Regions from separate parts of the Homo sapiens genome. Here region 1 is linked to region 2. Evidence: chromatin loops called from intact Hi-C (ENCODE). Cell type or tissue: tibial artery. All regions are shown on one strand. Links, peaks and the distances in the headings refer to the core of each region. The heading gives the core; the rest is flanking DNA.

Evidence for each region. A loop is a pair of places that touch in the nucleus more often than their neighbours do. Peaks named below come from ENCODE experiments on the same cell type or tissue, not always from the same donor. Only the 100,000 strongest peaks of a DNase experiment are listed, where the experiment ranks them.
Region 1: it touches region 2 in a loop (10-fold over the local background); 64 of 110 quality-filtered maps call a loop at or near these places.

Annotation. Positions count from the first base shown.
Region 1 is chr4:121,648,306-121,657,388 of GRCh38, reverse strand. It overlaps LOC105377402 (a long non-coding RNA gene), which reads left to right and starts at 6,738. Exons shown (of 3, transcript XR_939167.3): 1 at 6,738-6,751; 2 at 7,753-7,798. In tibial artery, for the core only: a CTCF peak has its summit at 1,016 (motif pointing right); no DNase peak of the experiment used is centred there; H3K4me3 peaks cover 530 bases; H3K27ac peaks cover 1,791 bases.
Region 2 is chr4:121,366,182-121,375,264 of GRCh38, reverse strand. All of the region lies in intron 1 of QRFPR (pyroglutamylated RFamide peptide receptor), which reads left to right. It also overlaps the pseudogene KIAA1191P1. Among named protein-coding and RNA genes, the nearest start is that of QRFPR, 10 kb to the left of the region's middle. In tibial artery, for the core only: a CTCF peak has its summit at 4,329 (motif pointing left); DNase peaks (open chromatin) are centred at 6,654 and 8,254.

The sequences.
Region 1 (9,083 bases), core at 359-8,358, 280 kb before region 2:
ACAATATTTATGTGGATATATGCTATTTCTCTTGGATAAATAAGAATGGGATCGCTGGGTTATATGGTAAGTCTATGTGTAACTGTATAAAAACTGTTTCTCACAATAATGGAACCATTTTTCTTCCTACAGCAATGTGTGTGTGTGTGTGCATTTATACATATACATAAATTTTCATATATGAATATCAAATATATATACCTACCACAAACACAGTGGCTTAAAATATCACAAATGATTATCTTATAGTTCTGGAAGTCAGAAGTCCAAAATTAGTATCACTGGACTAAAGTAAAGGTGTGGGCAGGGCCGTGTCCCTTTCTGTGGGCTCTCAGGACCATCTATTTTCCTGCCTATTTCAGCTTCCAGAGGCTGCGCACATTCCTTAGCTGGTGGCCTTCCTTTATCTTCAAAGCCAGCAATTGCTTAACCCTGACATTTGCTTTCTATCACCACATCTCCTCTGATGGACTCTCCTTCCTCCCTATTTCTCTTTTGAGGACACTTGTGATTAAATTCAGCCCACTTGGGTAATCCAGAATAATTTTCCCACCTCAAGATCACATCTGCAAAATCCCTTTTGCCACGTAAGATAGCACATTCACAAGTTTTGGGAATTAAGACATGAACATCTTTGCGGGTGAGGAAGGTTTTTTCTGCTTAGCAAAGATGATTTCAAGAATCATGATTTTGTAGCATACATACCATTTTATTTTTGTTAGGGTAAAATTGATGCTCTTTCCAGCTTTCTACGTCTTAGGCGGAAGTACAACATCCAAATAATATGCCTTCAGTTAATTTAGCTGATATGAATGAGGCAAAACAGTTTATTACTTGATTTAGAACTTACACCTAATTTTAGTTATCAAAAACTTCTGTGGATATGTTTTTCCTTTCGTGTGTGTGTGTGTGTGTGTGTGTGTGTGTGTGCGTGTGTGCGTGCATGTGTGTGTGTGTGTGTGTGTGTATGTGTGTGTACATCCCAAGTCTGGGCAGTCTATTTTGTGCCCAGAGGGTGGTGCTGTTGACATAGGTTTACTTCCATCACCTTCAAACTACACTTCTATTTATACTGATTTTTTTTCTTTTTTCAGCATCACAGGGTATTCTTTTATTTTATTTTAAGTTCCGGGATACACGTGCTGGACATGCGGGTTTGTTACATAGGTAAATGTGTGCCATGGTGGTTTGCTGCACCTGTCAACCCATCACCTAGGTATTAAACCCAGCATGCATTAGCTCTTTTCCCTAATGCTCTCCCCTCATCCCCCGTCCTCCCTCAACAGGCCCCAGTGAGTGTTGTTCCCCTCCCTGTGTCCATGTGTTCTCATTGTTCAGCTCCCATTTATAAGTGAGAACATGCGGTGTTTGGTTTTCCATTCCCGTGTTATCACAGGATATTCTTATAAAATCTTCCTCACCCCAACACTTGGACAAAAAGTGAATCTAGATTTTAATCTTCTTCTTGGTTAGTCACTTGCTGCTTGGTGGTTTAGAATCACTTTAAATTTTCATTTTAGGACATTCAGTTTTGTTTTCAAAAGCACTGGTCTGTATTCCTTGGTCTGATTCCCATCCTCTCTCCTGCTCCCAGTCCTTCAATGGAGCATGGAACATGTCTCTCTTTCGTAAAGTTTTTAAATGTTTTCTAGGAATGTTGCACATTTCTCTCCATTGTTGTTACCTGGCAATAATGAGATATATAGCCACAGGCACACATAAGAAAAAAGATTCCCTTCTGCAGAATCTATTTGCCAGCTAGGTTTTGATATTTGAAATAAATAAATGTTTTAAAAATGTAAATTCACTTATTGCTATCATTATCTTCTCATGTGTGAATGACTCAAAGTACATTCATCATATTTCCCTCAGACAGATATGCCCTCCCAATTTTTCTATTTTTAGTAGTGGCTCTAAGAGCCTTCTGAATAAAAGGCTTCAGATTCAAATCTTTGGGAATATTTTTATATCATCTCTTTGTTTGTCTTTTGTGTTAAATTAATGATCAAGCCTGGATACTTCTTTCTTCATTCTGTCTTTTCCACCTACCCCTTCTTTCCATTTCTGCTGCTATCCTATTTTTGGAACCAATTACTGCATTTGGATTATACAAATGACTTATTTTTATTAAAGAGAAAATTTATTATTTTTATTGAAGTCATAAATACAAATGTTTAAAAAGTTAAATAGTGTGGAAGTCTTCCTGGGAAAAAGAAAAGTCCTTATTCTCTCAATTTTCCACTCCCATTCCATTTCCCATGGTGCGAAACTCTTTTAACATTTTTATCATTTTCCATTTTTATTTGTTCTAGGTAGTTCTATCCACACTTATAAATAATATGCATAAACTATGATTTCTTCATTCCTTCTTTTCAGGTTTTTCTATTGGATTCCTGCCATGATAGATGGTGGTTAAGCTCATCTACCCCATTCACCGTTCATTTTCTCTTCTACTGACTGTTCTCAGTTCCTCTTTTCAATACCTATGCAACTTTAAATAATATATTTGCATTTTAATTTCTTGTTCCAACAACTATAGAAAGGATCTCCCCATTTTGAAAGGTTAGAGCACTAGAGATGTCCTTCATCTCTTCTCTTTCCTTTTCATCTTCCAACACGTCACCTGTAATTTTGCTTTGAAATTGTTAGGGTTGATTCTATTTATATTCTCTGATCCCAATTAAGTCTTGTGTGCTCTGTCAGTATATTGATTCTGTAACTGGGAAGAAAAACGTTTAGGTAAATTGGCTAATATCTAACCCAGCTGTGCTCTCTGATTTCATTCCCCTTCTTGTATACTTGTCCCTCCCACCCTCATGACACCTGCCTTTATTGTTTCTTAAGTGTTTGTAATATTCAAGCATTATGGAATGTTGATGGCACCTTATACATTTTTTTCTTCCTGAAAATTTTTTCCTGGAGCCTCCATCCTTTGATTGCATTGATTTCTCTCTAGGCTTGTTGCACAGCCATCATCCTGGGGGCCTCTAAATGTCAGCATGTGAGGGTGGCTGTCTTAGTCCGTTTGGGTCATAAAGGAATACCTGAGGCTGCGTAATTGATAAGGAAGAGAGGTTTATTTAGCTCAAGATTCTGTGGATTGTACAGGAAGCATGGTGCTAGCATCTGTATTTGGGGAAGGCCTCAGACTGCTTCCACTCATGGCAGAAGTAGGTGGAAAGTTGGCTTGTGCAGAGGTCACGTGACGAAAGAACAGACAAGAGAGAGAGGAGGAGCTGCTAGGCTATTCAAACAACCAGCTCTCATGGGAACTAATAGAGCAAGAACTCACCATCCCCCTTTGGTTGGGGGCAAAATAGGAAGAGCTTTAAACTATAGAATGAGGAATTGAGGCTTTACACGGTTGACCATGGGAGCTACTGAAGGTTCCTGGGCAAGCGGAGGCATGACAAAAATGATATCTGGAAAGTAAACTGGCAAATGTTAGAGCAGTATTTTTCAGACTTTTTTTCATTATTGTCCCCCACCCCAGAACATTCATAGACATTTTTTCCCTAATTGCCACTCCTCATGAAATTTTAAGAGCACAGATAAACTGTATGTCTGTTTTTGGAGACAGCCTTTCTCTTCATCTGCAGCCTCTTTTCTGTGTATTTCTGGTTAGGGCTTCATAGTCACCACTTCTTCAGCTTTCCATTTCTCAAAAATTTGATGACATCTCTCTTGCACTAATGGCTTTCCTTCTGTTCTCTTACAAGTGAGTTTTTTACTCCCATTATTCTCATTTAATTGAGTCCATGGCTCAGACTTCCATCTTGAACTGAATGTTCTGAAATGACTTCTTAAGTGCCCATGCTGTTTACAGCTTCTTCTGCCATTCTGCCAACACCGCCTAGATTCCTCTGTGTGACCAGTATATCTCATTTCTTGAAGACTCAGCCTTACTTCTATTACTAGGCCAAGTCAGCCTGTCATAAAGAAGGTCATGGTTAACCACCTCTGTACCTCTGTACCTCCTTCACCAAGTATCACTAGTTGTCCTCCTGGGTTGTGGGCCAGGTCTGAGTGCTCATCTCTGGGTCCCAGATTAGTCTGCAAATCAGAGCTTCTCTTCTATGTCCTGGGCTCCTAGGACTTAATTTCTGCTTTGCTTCTGTTTCTAGCAGGTTTTTCTGTTGTCAACCTCTCCTCTTGCCAGTTGGCAATCTTGTGAATCTGCCACAGCTCCAAGATGACTATGGCTCTCAGGCCCCAGTCGCCAGCTCAGATTCCCAGTTAGTGGGTGCTGTCTGCCTTCTTGGGACCTCATAGTCTTCTCCTGGAAACCCAGGTGCAAACTGCTGCCTGCACCTACCCTGAGGTGGCTGCCTCTTTAGAACACTTCCTTGTCCCTTCTCCTGGTTGACTGCCCTGCTGTTAGCTCAGTCCACCTCCAAACTGTGCTCTGATCTAACTTATTTTCTTTCATTAGGCCCTGTCTTCTTTATCCCCTGTGCTGGTTTGGGCTTTTACGTGGAATACAAAAATACTTCCTACTCCCATCTGTTGATATATCACCCTCTGCTATGGTCTGAATGTTTGTGTCTCTCCAAATTTATGTTAAAATCCTAACCCCCAAAGTGGTGATATTAGGAAGTGAGACCTTGTGGGAGGTGGAGCCTCACGCATGAGATTAGTGCCCTTATTCACAGGCCCCAGGGAGCTTGTTTGTCCCTTCCACTATCTGAAGACATGGTTGGAAAGTACCATTTATGAACCAGGGAAGAGGCCCACACTAGCAACCATGTTTGCTGGCACTTTGATTTTGGACATCCCAGTCTCTAGCACTGTAAGAAATAAATTTCTGTTGTTTATAACCTACTTAGTCTATGGTATTCTGTTATAGCAACCCAAATGGACTAAGACATCCTCCAATTTTACACATTGTGCAATCTACACATTCTCAGTGGGGGCAATGTCACTCATAAGAGGGTGAAAACTGGTTATTGGGAGCTGAAAAAATCATACTCTTTTCATGTTTGTATATCAAAAGTACAGATATATACACACAGTCCATAAACAGACATACAGTTTATCTGTGCTATTAATATTTTACAGGGGATGGCAATTAGGGGAAAAATATCTATGAAGGTTCTGGGGTGGGGGGACAATAATAAAAACAAATCTTTTTTTTTTTTTTTTTTTGAGACAGAGTCTTATTCTGTTGCCCAGGCTGGAGTGCAGTGGCACAATCTCGGCACACTGAAACCTCTGCCTCCCAGGTTCAAGCCACTCTCCTGCCTCAGCCTCCTGAGTAGCTGGGATTAGAGGTGCTGGACAACTCGCCCAGCTAATTTTTGTATTTTTAGTAGATATGGGGTTTCACCATGTTGGTCAGGCTGGTCTTGAACTCCTGACCTTGTGATCCACCATCCTCAGCCTCCTAAAGTGCTGGGATTACAGGCAGGAGCCACCGTGCCCAGCCATGAAAACAAATCTTGACAATACTGCTATCATGTTTGTCCGTTTACTTTCCAGACACCACTTTCGTCATATCTTCACTAACCCAAACACCTTTGGTAGCTCCCATGGTCAACTGTCTAAAGTCCCAATTCCTCATTCTGCAAAGAATGTCCCTAACCATCTTTCTAGTCCTAGCTCTCACTTCTCTCCTGACATAGATCATCCACTCTAGTTAAGTTGCTATTCATACTCTTAACCACAGTTTCTGCTTTTCTACTTTGCTCTCACCGGTATGTTACCTGAATATCTTCCCCTCATCTTTTTCCCTACGAAAATCCATTCAGTTTTAATGTCCTGTCCAAACCTGAATATCATATTTAAAACTTGCCTAATCACTTCAGCCAAGAGATCTCTCATTTTTCTATATTTCAGTGGTATATCTTATCTGTATTCTGCAGTTGATGGAAATTTATTACTAAGTGCTTTTAACTATCCTATTCAGCTCTTTCCTCCAAGAGAATATAAGTCCTTGAAGAGCATTTCTGAGCCTTATGCTCCTCTCTGCCTAAAGCATCCTTTGTGCAGTTGACACTGATACTTTTTGGTAATTTTTTTAATTATTTCTAATTTTAATTAACATAAAGTTCAAGCATATGTATTGGAGAGAGAGGTAATAGGAGGAATTTTGTTGATGAGGTAAAGAAATAGATTCATGTAACTTTAAAAATATATTTCTTTATCTTTCTAACTAAGATAATGGGTACATTTATCATCAAGCAGAGCACAATGTTTTGCAGACATAAACCAAAAACTCCACAGAAGACTAAGGCCATGGTATTTTCATTTCTCCTTCTTTAAAACAAAAAACCTAAGCAAACAATGATTATAACAGCTAGAGCCACGTAGAATTTTAGAGTTCATAAGAACTTCAAGAAATTACAGATAATCACTGCTACTGAGGATCATCTCTTTTTGTGGAGAAGAGTAATCTCTGCTTAAGAGCTTAAAGTAATTTCAGTCTAATGGAGCAGCCTCCCCTGTGGGCCTCCTAAATACCTTGCCAGACTGGGCTGGACTGGATTACCTACATTAAGTGTAAACTTATGTCAGGAAGACAAAAGGGAAAAAAGGGGGAGAAAACGAAGAGATGTTGATTCAGCTTCAATAAACTTTCATATAAATTTATATCTAAAAATTTAGAACAAAATTATTTCCTTTTTTTTGAGACAGGGTCTTACTTTGTTACCCAGACTGGAGTGCAGGGGTCCAATCACGGCTCACCACAGCCTTGACCTCCCAGGCTCAAGTGATCCTCTTGCCTCAGCCTCCCGAGTAGCTTGGACTACAGGTGTGTACCATCACGCTCAGCTAATTTTTGTATTTTTTGTAGAGACGAGGTTGCCCAGGCTGGCCTCGAATTCCTAGGCTCAAGTGATCCCCCAGTCTTGACCTCCCAAAGTGCTAGGATCACAGGCATGAGCCACCACGGCTGGCCTGAATGAAATGGTTTTTCTTACTGTGTAGTTAAGCTTGTATCATTTCAAAATATTAAATTGTGTTTTTCAGTACATATTGGCTGGGAATGCCCACCAAAATCTTTTTAGTGTTTAGGGTGTTAAAGGTCTATATCTACCCTGGGGAAGTGCAGATCAGGGTTTTGGTTGGAGGATCCTGGATGGCGGGATGCATCTGAGTTAGGTGGGTCTTAGGGAAAGGGATGCTGGAATGGGAAACCCCAGGGTTCAGTAGGGGGATGTGGATGGGGTGTTCTGGCAATCATTATGCTAATATGGGTGCTATACAGAAATACCTAATATATCTCACTAGAGTACTGATAAAGAGTATGGCTCTCAAGCCAGACCAACTGAGTTAGAATCCCTTCTCTACCAATTACCAGCTCTATGACTGAGCAGTTTACTTGATTTCTCTGATGTTTTCCTCATGTATAAAATGAAGATAATATTGTTGCACTTCATTGAGAACTAACATGAGTTAATAATTGTGAAGGCACACCTGGACAGAGGAAATGCTCAAGCATGGACATTTTTATATCCCCAGCTTCCAGTGCTATGGCTGGCATGTAGAAAGCATGTGACAAACATTTGCTGAATAATAAATGTGGGACTGCCTGTGAGATGAATGAAGCAGACCATTCCTGAGTAGTTAATGAATGATGCTGAGAAGATCCTGATTCTAGTGGCTCTTTATTAAAATATAATCTTAAGTAAAATGACTAGTTTTATGTTATCAATGTGTATTGCTAGGTTCTGTTTTTATATATGTGAAAGCATCATTATTATTACTTTCTTGTTTTTTCTTTTGTTGTTGCTGCTGCTGAATCCTCACCAGGAAGGAATTAAGATCTCGTTTCCTCACTGAAATCCAGAAAGAAAAGGTTGGTGTTGTGTTCCCTTAGGTTTGAGCCGTGAGAAGCGTCTCTGGTTCATGAGTTTTGGGTGGTAGGAGTGGAAGTAGGATGAGGGGATTATGTAGTATTACCCCTGAGCAGGAAGGCAGGCTTTGAGTAGAGAAGGTGAGGTAGAGCCCTAAGGTTGAGATGGCAGGGAGAGTACAGAGGGGCCCTTTCTGTGGGATTGGTTTGTATTCCAGTCCCAGTTCCCATGAAGTACCCTGGAAGATGGCAAGGTCTTTGATGTGGTCACTGATTTGGGCAGTAGGGACTGAGGAATGGGAGTGTTCTGGAGCTGCTCCTTCAAGTGAATCATCTAAACTTGTATCTTTTCAGAGAGCAAAGATGAACTGGTTACCTTAGAAGCCCTTTATATATATATATAACGAGATTGTGTAAGCTCCACCAATTTCTTTTGTGATATCGAGGAAGGGGGGGTGACTCACAAAGCATGATAAAGTTTGGGGAAATATTTTATTAATATGAAAGATGAGGAATTTAGATTCTGACATGATGTGATTTTTAAAAAGAGATAATAGCATGAAATGTCTTCATCTTAGTGTTGTGGGGCAAATTTGAAGCATCTGTAGTGTACAGTTTAGCAGCTAATTAGCTGAAGCTAATTAAAAGGAAGATACCTAAAATTAATTTTTGATGATAGACATTGCTCTGTAAATTTGGAGCTTTAAGGTGTGTATTCACAGATTATTTTCTCTTTAGGAACAGGATTGCTAAATTTGTGTAGGTTATTATTGAGGCACAGGCAGCCTAAAACATGCCATAGTGATTTGAACAGTCCACTGTAGTGACTTGCTGTGTGGTTCACTTAAGAGGCAGCTCTACAACATTCCCCATCCCCTATTGCTTTCCATCAGCCACTGCGTCAAAGGCCTTGCCACATTCCAGGCACCTCATGGGACTTGGAAACGGGATGCAGGCCCAAAATCATCGAGAAGGAATCTCTCTACTGCCCTTCTATGGCCCCACCTCACTTTCCTCTACTCAAAACATGTAAATACATGGCCTTGATATTTAAAATATGAAAAAATTTATTATGACATTAGCTAAATATAAATGACTAAGTTTCAATTTCTATATTTATAAGAGATATAAGTTAGAGATGAGAAGATGTAGGCCCCATTACATATGTAAAAAAAAAAAGATCCTGTGTGCATTCAATGATTGATTGTTGAATGAATGCACCATAGTCCCTATGTGTTTTATACAGCCTCTGTATATAAAACACTTACAGCAAGCATGAGATAGTGTG
Region 2 (9,083 bases), core at 644-8,643:
CACAGTCTGATGGGTTTGAGTCCAAAGTTGAGGGATAGGCTGGGAGAGAATGGGACTCGTGGTAGCTGAGGTAAATGAAAACTTAAGGCATAGGAATGTTAATTCTGAACACTTCCCAGGAGGAGACAGAAAATCAGTTCTAATGCTAGCCTGCTTTATGACTCTAAGCATTAAGAAGATGAAATGGGGAGTGTTTGGGGTGTGCCTGGAGTAGTGGCCTTGCTAGGATCCTGCTGGGTTCTGTATCCACTTTCATCCTGCTGTGGATTCCGGCACAGCCAGAGGGAGGATGGTCTCCTCAGGTGCACACACAGCTCTGCAGCACTCCCCCAAATCCTGCCGTGGGCAGTGAAAAGAATTTTCTAGCAGTGGCTGGCAAATTGACTAAAAGCAATTCCAAAAAAAAGGAGTTTGAAATATATTCTAAGTAATGGCAGCATCGTTGGGGGAAGTACACATTCATGCACTTTTACTATCTTTGAAGAGTATTAGGGTAAGAAAACACAGAAAATTAATTTTCTCAGCAGCTGATATGAGAATTCCTCTTAGAGTGGTAATGCTCAATCTTGGCAACATGTAGTAAATCATCTGGGAGTTTTTTAAAACACAGATGCCTGGTTCCTACCCCTGGAGATTCTGATTTAATTGGTCTGATTATAATTGGTATGGAGTTTTCAAAAGTTCCCAAAGTTAGAAAAGTTATAATTTGCAGCCAAAGTTGAAAGCCACTGATGTAGTGTAAATGCTGACAGCACCAGGAGTTCCCCAAGTTAGAAAAGTTATAATTTGCAGCCAAGATTTAAAATCATTGATGTAGTGTAAATGCTGACAGCTCCAGGACTCAGGCTGATATGAAGATTAAAAGAAATAATAGATGTAAACACTTTTTAAAAAAGTATAGTGCCTACCCCATGTACCAGCTCAATATAGCTATTATATATTTAAAAAATAGCAATGGCAGTCAGAATGCTTAGAAAATGCAAAAGTAGATTATATTAACTGGAGTCCAACAAGGAGCTCAGAGGCAATTCTTCCGTTTTCTGCAGCCTATTGCGTCTTTACTAAAGCCCTTAACGTTTTTAGAGTCTTTCAAGATGAATTTGGAAAGGATTCAAAAATGGTGAAAAGATTGGAATATAAGACATACAAAGAAATATAAGAAGAATTATTCTCTTGCCTGGAGAATAGAACTTTAGTTATAAATTAGCACACCTCACCACAAAGGTTTTTCAGTCTATTTTGCCCAGGGCCACAGCGGATGTGGGCGGGTAACAGAATGGTAGTAGGCGAAGCTCCAAGCTTCATTATAACAGCTCCTGTCTCTCTTTTTAAGAATTAGAATTTTGCATGACTTTATATGAAAAATGAAAGGATTTAACTGGAAGGAAAGGAGGGAGAGAAAGAAAGCACTCACTGTACACAACATGAAATGTTAGGGTGTGTTTTTAGAGATTGAGAGCTGATACATTGTGAAATGAATTAAAGGAGGTTGTTGAACTTCATTTAGTGAAAAGATCTTAATTTTGAGGGCCAATTCAGAACAGAGAGCTTAACCTGGAACTTCTTCGGTCCCATTTTATTATTCAATCAGTGACTAGAAAACATCAGTTACATGTGTTATATAATTTTTTTCTATGATATTTCAGAAATTTTAGAGTTCTTGGGGAAATTTACATATGGTAAGATTGGTGTAAAATCAACAGTATTGTGGGGCTTAAAAAGTCAACAGAAATGATAAAAGCTATTGATGAAGAATAGTCTTTTTAAAATAAGGAAGTATTAAAAAAGATGTAAATTAAACAGAGGTCCAACAGCAACAGTAGTTTGGAAATAAAGTCAGGAATTATGCTGTGGACAGCCTCTGGTTGATCTTTCCTAGAATCAATTACGTGCACACTTTGAGAAGAAAAGATGCTGTAGGTCACTAAATTTTTTTGGTAGGTGAGAGAGTGGCAGTAACAGCAACAGCATTTATGTAAAAGATTCTCTCTACTTAGGACAAGAACAGTTTACATTTAAAATAATGACAAGGATTTAGCAGTAAGAAAGTTTTAAATATTTCACTGTGCACTTAGGAGGCATAAAATGAATTCCCTTTTAGTTTGCTTTTCTAAAACATAACTATTCTTTGATAAGTTGTTGATTTATTAGGATTCTTGTTTGTGGGAAGAGAAGCCCAACTTAAATTACCTTAAGAAAAAAAAGGGAATATTCTACCTCTGCAACTGAAAAGGTCAGAGTTAGGGCTGGTTTTAGGCATAACTGGATTAAGGTCTTCAACAGTGATCATCCTCCCCCTCGGCGGCCAGCTCCACTTCCCTCTGTGTTGTGGTTTCATTCTAGAGCTGTCTTTTGCCCAAGTGTGAAAGATGACCCCAGGAGCTATAAGCTTACATTTTCTTTAAAACTCCCTGTCTCAAACCAAGTGTCCATCGATGGACAAATGGATATACAAAATATGCTGTGTATACACACAGTGGAATATCACTCAGGCATGAAAGGGAATGAAGTTCTGATACTTACTACAACATGGATGAACTTTGAAAGCATTATGCTCAGTTAAATAAGCCAGACACAAGAGGACAAATGTTGTGTGATTCTACTTACATGAACTATTTAGAATAAGCAAAGTCATAGAGACAGAAAAGGTACTAATGTTACCAGGGGCTATGGGGAGGGCAGAGTGGGGAGTTATTGCTTAATGCTTAGATTTCTGTTTGGGGTTATGAAAAAGTTTTTGAAACAGATAGTGGTGTTCATTGCACGACACTGTGAATGTGATTAATGCCACTGAATCATACACTTAAAAATGGCTAAAATCATAAATTTTATGTTAGATATATTCTACCACAATAAAAAATTCTAGAACAAAAAATAAAACTTTTTATCTCAGGAAATGAGAGAGAATACTTCCCGGTAGTTGCAGAAAATTCTGGAAGGATTCTAGCCAGTTTGGCCTTGCTGTCTTACCCATAGAACTAATCACGCACCTCAGGGAGCGCCATCGTCACTCCTATTCAAACACCCAGAGATACCCCCTACAGCAGGAAGAAAAGCCTATTGAGGAGCCACTGTGAGGCAGTTTCTTATCCCTGTCTTGTGGGAGACTGACCTTCTCTTATCTATCTCCCGTTTGGTTTCCGTTGAGTGTAAGACTTCCCTCCTTTCTCCCCACCTTGCTCCCACTTAAGGTTCAGCTACAGTCTTTTGTGTAAGTCTGTACAATTTCTTGGCCGTGGTTTAAGGGTTGCTCCTCCCCAGCAGGGCAACCCATTGCCCATACTGTCAGTCATCTTGCTCTTCAAGGCTCAGTGTCTTCCTGTGTTGATCTTGCCTTTGGCATCTGTGCAAGTAATAAACTTCCTGAATCCATTGATGCTCATTGTCTCCTTACTAACTGAATCAATGGAAGTGTGACAAGCTAACAACTGTAGTAGTGACACTTGGGACCCTGTTAGCCACTAAGCCCCTTGGAAAGGCTTGACTGCTTAGCATGAAGTTCTTCCATAGGAAGGTACTCAGGGTAGATATGTTTAGCAGAGTTGGCCATTTATGTCTAGTGGAGTGAGTCAACTTACAGGGACTAAAGCTCCCCGATCATATGTCTTCCCATAAGGCCAAGCCCTGCACTAGGTTTCTCAGGACCAAGCTGAACCAGAGTTCTGAGTGGCTCTTCCTTGTCTGCCTTTCCTGGTCTGGGATGGAGTGCTGGGATCTCCCTCTGCTGCTCCCATCTCATTTATTGATATATACTCCCCAGTGGACCAACTTCCAGGCTGCCAATTCCTTCTAGTAGTGGACATATGCCTTCTCCCTCTGCTAAGGAATTATTGAAAGGTCAGTGAACGGGGTTCTAGAAGTTGATATTGGCAGTTCCCTCTCAGTCTGTGCCTTTAAGAAAAATTCAGCAGAAGCTATACTATTTGTTTCATTTTATGCCTTAAAACTAAAGATTCTTAAGGATGAATTCCGAAGTAATTAAGTAAGTGCTTATTGTTTTTATCTGTCTTTGCAAAACTAAATTAGTCCTACCTGTAGCTTGGTTTTGGAGAAACACATTTACTGTCATATCAGAGAGATTGTAGGCTATTCAGGGTAATAGAAATCTTAAAAGACAGCATGTTCCTACATCCTGGGAGAAATAGAAGGATAGAGAAACAGTTAGATGCTGTGAAAACAAACATGGATTGTGGAATCAAACAATATTGGGTTCTAATCCTGTTCCATCCTTTATTAGTGTTTGTATTAACTAGATTATAAGTTACATGGCCTGGCATTAAAGCTTCCCCTATTAGAAGACCAAGGAGAGAAGTTATAAAATAATGTTTGATGCTGCCCCCCAGTGGTTGATGTGGTGGCAGAAAATATGACAAAGATACAGGTTTTAGATCAAGCTTTATTTTCACAAAAATATTAATGCATATAATGCATATCTAGTTCTTCTTACTTCCCATTTGATTTCTCTATGAAGCATATAGTATTTACATATTTTCATTTATGCAATCTCATTTTAAAGTCCCCTTTAATACATGTATGAAAATATGTTAACGTTTTAAAAAAATTTCCTGTGGGATTGAGATGCATTTAAAATCTGTAAACGTCGGGTAGTGTTGCCTAGTGAGTCCTGGAGACCTTTGAAGTCACTGCCACTCTCACCATGGCTTGGGTCCAGATGCGCCACAGCCTCTTGGGGATGTAGGCCCTTGGAATCTTTTTAGTGCCGGACTCCCGGCCACAGGCAGTCCCGCGGCAGCAGGATAGCAGAACCTCTGGATGGACTCTTCCTGGGAAGTTTTGCTAATTTGCAGCAGCTGGACCATGTTCCTCATTAACATCCATCTGTCAGCTTAGTCGTCACATCATTTCACCGTGGTGGCAGGGATTCTATATAGAAAAAACACCTGGATCTCAGCCTTTCAATGGCTTCAAGACAACCAGAAGTGCCTGCTCTTGAGGCTAGTGGGCCTCTAGGCAAGATGTCCCTGCCCTTCAGGATATACCGCCGGGCACTCAGCTATGATGATACCCTCAAGGACCCTGCACCCATGACTCCTCCTCCATCAGACATGGGCAGCATCCCTTGGAAGCCAGTGATTTCAGAGCACAAGTATCAGCACCTCACCAAGGTGGAGGAAGGAGAGGCCAGTCTACCCTCCCCTGCCAGTCCCTGTCATCGGCCATTGACAGTGTGGACAAGCTCCCAGTGGTGAAGGCTAAAGCTACCCATGTCGTCATGAATTATGTGATCACAAAACAGACCCAGGAAAGCTTTCAGCATTTTGGGCAACAGGCAGGGCTGAGAGATCCTGGCTACACACCCACAAGGGTGTCACCACTCAGAAGACCAAGTACCTTAGAGTAGCAGAAGCACTCCACAAACTAAAGCTGCAGAGTGGAGAGATAACAAAAGAAGAGAGGCCACCTGCATCAGCCCTGTCCACCCCAAGCACCACTTCTCACTTTTCACCTAAGCAGAGACCCAGGGGCTGGTTCACTTCTGGTTCTTCCACAGCCTTACCTGGCCCAAATCCTAGCACCATGGACTCTGGAAGTGGGGATAAGGACAGAAACTTGTCAGATAAGTGGGGCCTCTTTGGACTGAGATCCCTTCAGAAGTATGATTCTGGAAGTTTTGCCACCCAGGCCTACCGAGGAGCCCAGAAGCCCTCTCCAATGGAACTGATCCGTGCCCAGGCCAACCGAATGGCTGAAGATCCAGCAGCCTTGAAGCCACCCAAGATGGACTTCCCAGTGACGGAAGGGAGGAAACAGCCACCACGGGCACATAATCTCAAACCCCGTGACTTGAATGTGCTCACACCCACTGGCTTCTAGAGCCCTTTCTTTCCAGGGATTCTGGTAAAGAAGGTTTCTTGCACTCCACTGCCCTTTTATCTTGGCTTTGACATAGGAAAGGTATATTTAAAAACTTAATCAGCTGGGCACAGTGGCTCACGCCTGTAATCCCAACACTTTGGGAGGCCAAGTTAGGTGGATCACCTGAGGTCAGGAGTTAAAGACCAGCCTGGCCAACACAATGAAACCCTGTCTCTACTAAAAATACAAAAATTAGCCGGGCATGGTGGTGGGTGCCTATAGTCCCAGCTACTTGGGAGGCTGAGGCAGGAGAATTGCCTGAACCCAAGAGGCAGAGGTTGCAGTGAGCCGAGATCACGCCATTACACTCCAGCCTGGGCGACAGAGTGAGACTCCGTCTCTAAATAAATAAATAAATAAAGTAAAAAACCTGTTAAATTGAGGCTAGAGCTGGAGATACAATTGGTTTTTGAGAAATATTGATACAAAGCTTGCCCCTGTTGTGTGGAAGAAGCCATTTTGTACTGCTTTAAAGTTAGACTAAATATTCTCAGCAGTGGTGTATGGGGACCTCATTACCTATTTTTTCATCATTTACCCTAGGTAAGAACTTCAATCACTGCTTACTAGGTAAAGAATGTTTGTGCTGTTCCAAAACCCAGGCTTCTTGATTCCTTACCACTATCCATGTGAGCATTGACAAATCATGGCGTAGAGGTGCTCACTGACTGGCTGAGACGACTCTGGCCCTGTTGATGGCTGGTGCTGTGCTCCAGCCTTATCAGTAAGGGGACCCAAGATTTGTTTGGGACCTGGGTATAGGTAAAACCAGACTTGGCAGGGACCCCTGTTTCTAGGCTGAACCTTGAGTCCCCCTGCTTTTTGGTAGACCTAATGGATCACTGTCCTGCAACCAGTTCTTCATGTGGGGCCTCTTAGGCCAGTGCCAGGGGAGGCATGCTTCTCTTTCTATGCCACAGAACAAACACTAGTCTAGCAGAGCCTTTCTTGCACTTTAAAGTGAGATTAATTTAGCTGCAATTTGGTTAAAAGCTTCCTAAGAGAGAAAATTCAGTCTACTGACTTGGTATAGGTAAATGGACTTAAACTTTTTTAAAGTAAAGGAGATGGTAGGTACAGTTAGATTATAGTCTTGAGGTTTATGTGGAGCCAGTGGTGTTACCTTATTTTGATTTCCTTGTTCAGGTCAGGGCCTGGAACGTCTGTGGGAGGAGGAGAATGAATTCAAAATTTTCTGTATGAAAGCATTTTTCACCAAAATGAGCCTCATCCCTTTATGCAATACATAACCTTACTGAGGGAGGGAAATAGGGAAACCACTTTTTTATTTCTCCTCACTGTGTACAAGTTCAGTTTTTGTCTTGAATACTGTCTCAAATACCCAATTTTTTGTTTTGGATAGTACCTTGTCTGTGTAAGAAGCTGGCCTTTCCATAGAGAGGCCCTGGAGTCTAAAATTATAAGAATTAATTTATTTGTGTCTTCTATTGTGATCTCTTGTTTTGACAATAAAAATCCTTACTACTTTCTCCAAAAAAAAAAAATCTGCAAATGTTGTAGGTTGGCAAAGATAATGTTTGACTGTGGTATTAATTTCTCTTTGCTTTGGTGTCCTAATATGTAAACTTAGGAAAACTTATTCCCACCTTACAGTGTTGCTGTGACAATGAATGACCCCAGGTGTCAAAAGGACCAGGCACCTAGAGGGTATCCAAAGAAAGGAAACTATAATTGTTGTTCACATATTCGAAGTTCTGCTACTTAAAGTGTTAGCTACATTTGTGTGTAGAATAATTTTAGAGACAATAAGGACATTAGAGAACTTTTTAAAAACTTGTTGCACTGTTAGTAATATCTCAAATATATTTGGTGTGTACTTTTACAAAGCAACTGTAAAAACCAGGTCCATTATAGTTTATTTATGATAAAATACAATGAAGTAGTTATTTCACATAAATACAATTTACATGAAAAGAATTACTTTTATGCTCAAACTATGAGGATTCAAACTAATCATTTGTACTCAGAAAACAGAAAAGGGTGCTGCTTTCATTTATTTCAGAAGCAATAATACATCTCTAGAGGAGGATAAAGTGGTGTTAAAAAAAATTTGTTGGGACTGAAGCTGATTTTGTAGTTCCTTTCAAGGCTCATGTGTCTTTCCAGGCCACCCAGACTGTGGGCACAATGTTGCAACACCAATGTTCCTAGGAAGCGGTCCCACTGTCCCCTGCCTCTGTCTCGTAATTTAAGACAACTTTTCTCAACCCCTGTGTGCCTGACTCCCTATCCCACCCCAGCGGAACCTCCCTTGATAATGGACATGTGCAGCCAGTTATCTTGTTGACATTCTTGCTGTTTAGTTCATAGCCTAAAGAGGTACATGACGGCACCTCAATTTGGACACCAGGGTGAGAGTGACCGTGAAACAATGATGTCAGGTGTATGAATATTGTCCTTTGACTTTCCTGTGATGCTGGTGCAGACTTGCTGAGATCTGGGCAATCCTGGGCACTAGAGCCTTGCTATGCACTGCAGAGAAGTGGAAATAATAATATGAAAATGGATACCAAAGTCTTAACATAGAGCTTACTATGTGCCAAATATAATATTATCCTCATTTTACAGATGAGAAAATGGAGGCTCAGAGAGGTGTTAGTGTATTAATTAGCTATTCTGCACAGCAAATCACAAAAAATTTAGGTGATTAAAGAATCATTCATGATTCTACAGGTCAGCAATTTCAGGTTGGCTCATCTGGATGGTTCTTCTGCTAGTCTCACTTTGTTCACTCTCAGTGCTACATCTATCTGGTGACCTCATAGGGGCTCATTGTTTTAACTGGTGACCTCAGCAAGGGCCAGGCCATCCCTGTCCCACATGGTTTCCTCTTTCGGTTGGATACCCAGAATTCTTTGTGTGGAGGCACCATATTCTGAAAGAGAGAGAGAGAATAGAAGCACCAGAATCTTTCAAGACCTAGGATTGAATGTCACACAAATGTTACTTCTGTGATAAAGCAAGTCACATCACTGGCCCAGATTCAAAGAATAGGGAAACAGATTCCTCCACTTGATGTGACAAGTGGCAAAATCATGTTTTAGAGAGCTCACAGAAAGTAATGGAATTTGTAGCCTTTAAAAAAAAATCTTAATTTTTTATAGTAAGTAAAATGCCCAAGCTCATATAGACTGGAAATACTGGTGCCAGGCTTTGACCCAACCAGTCTGCTTCAGTGTTGGGTT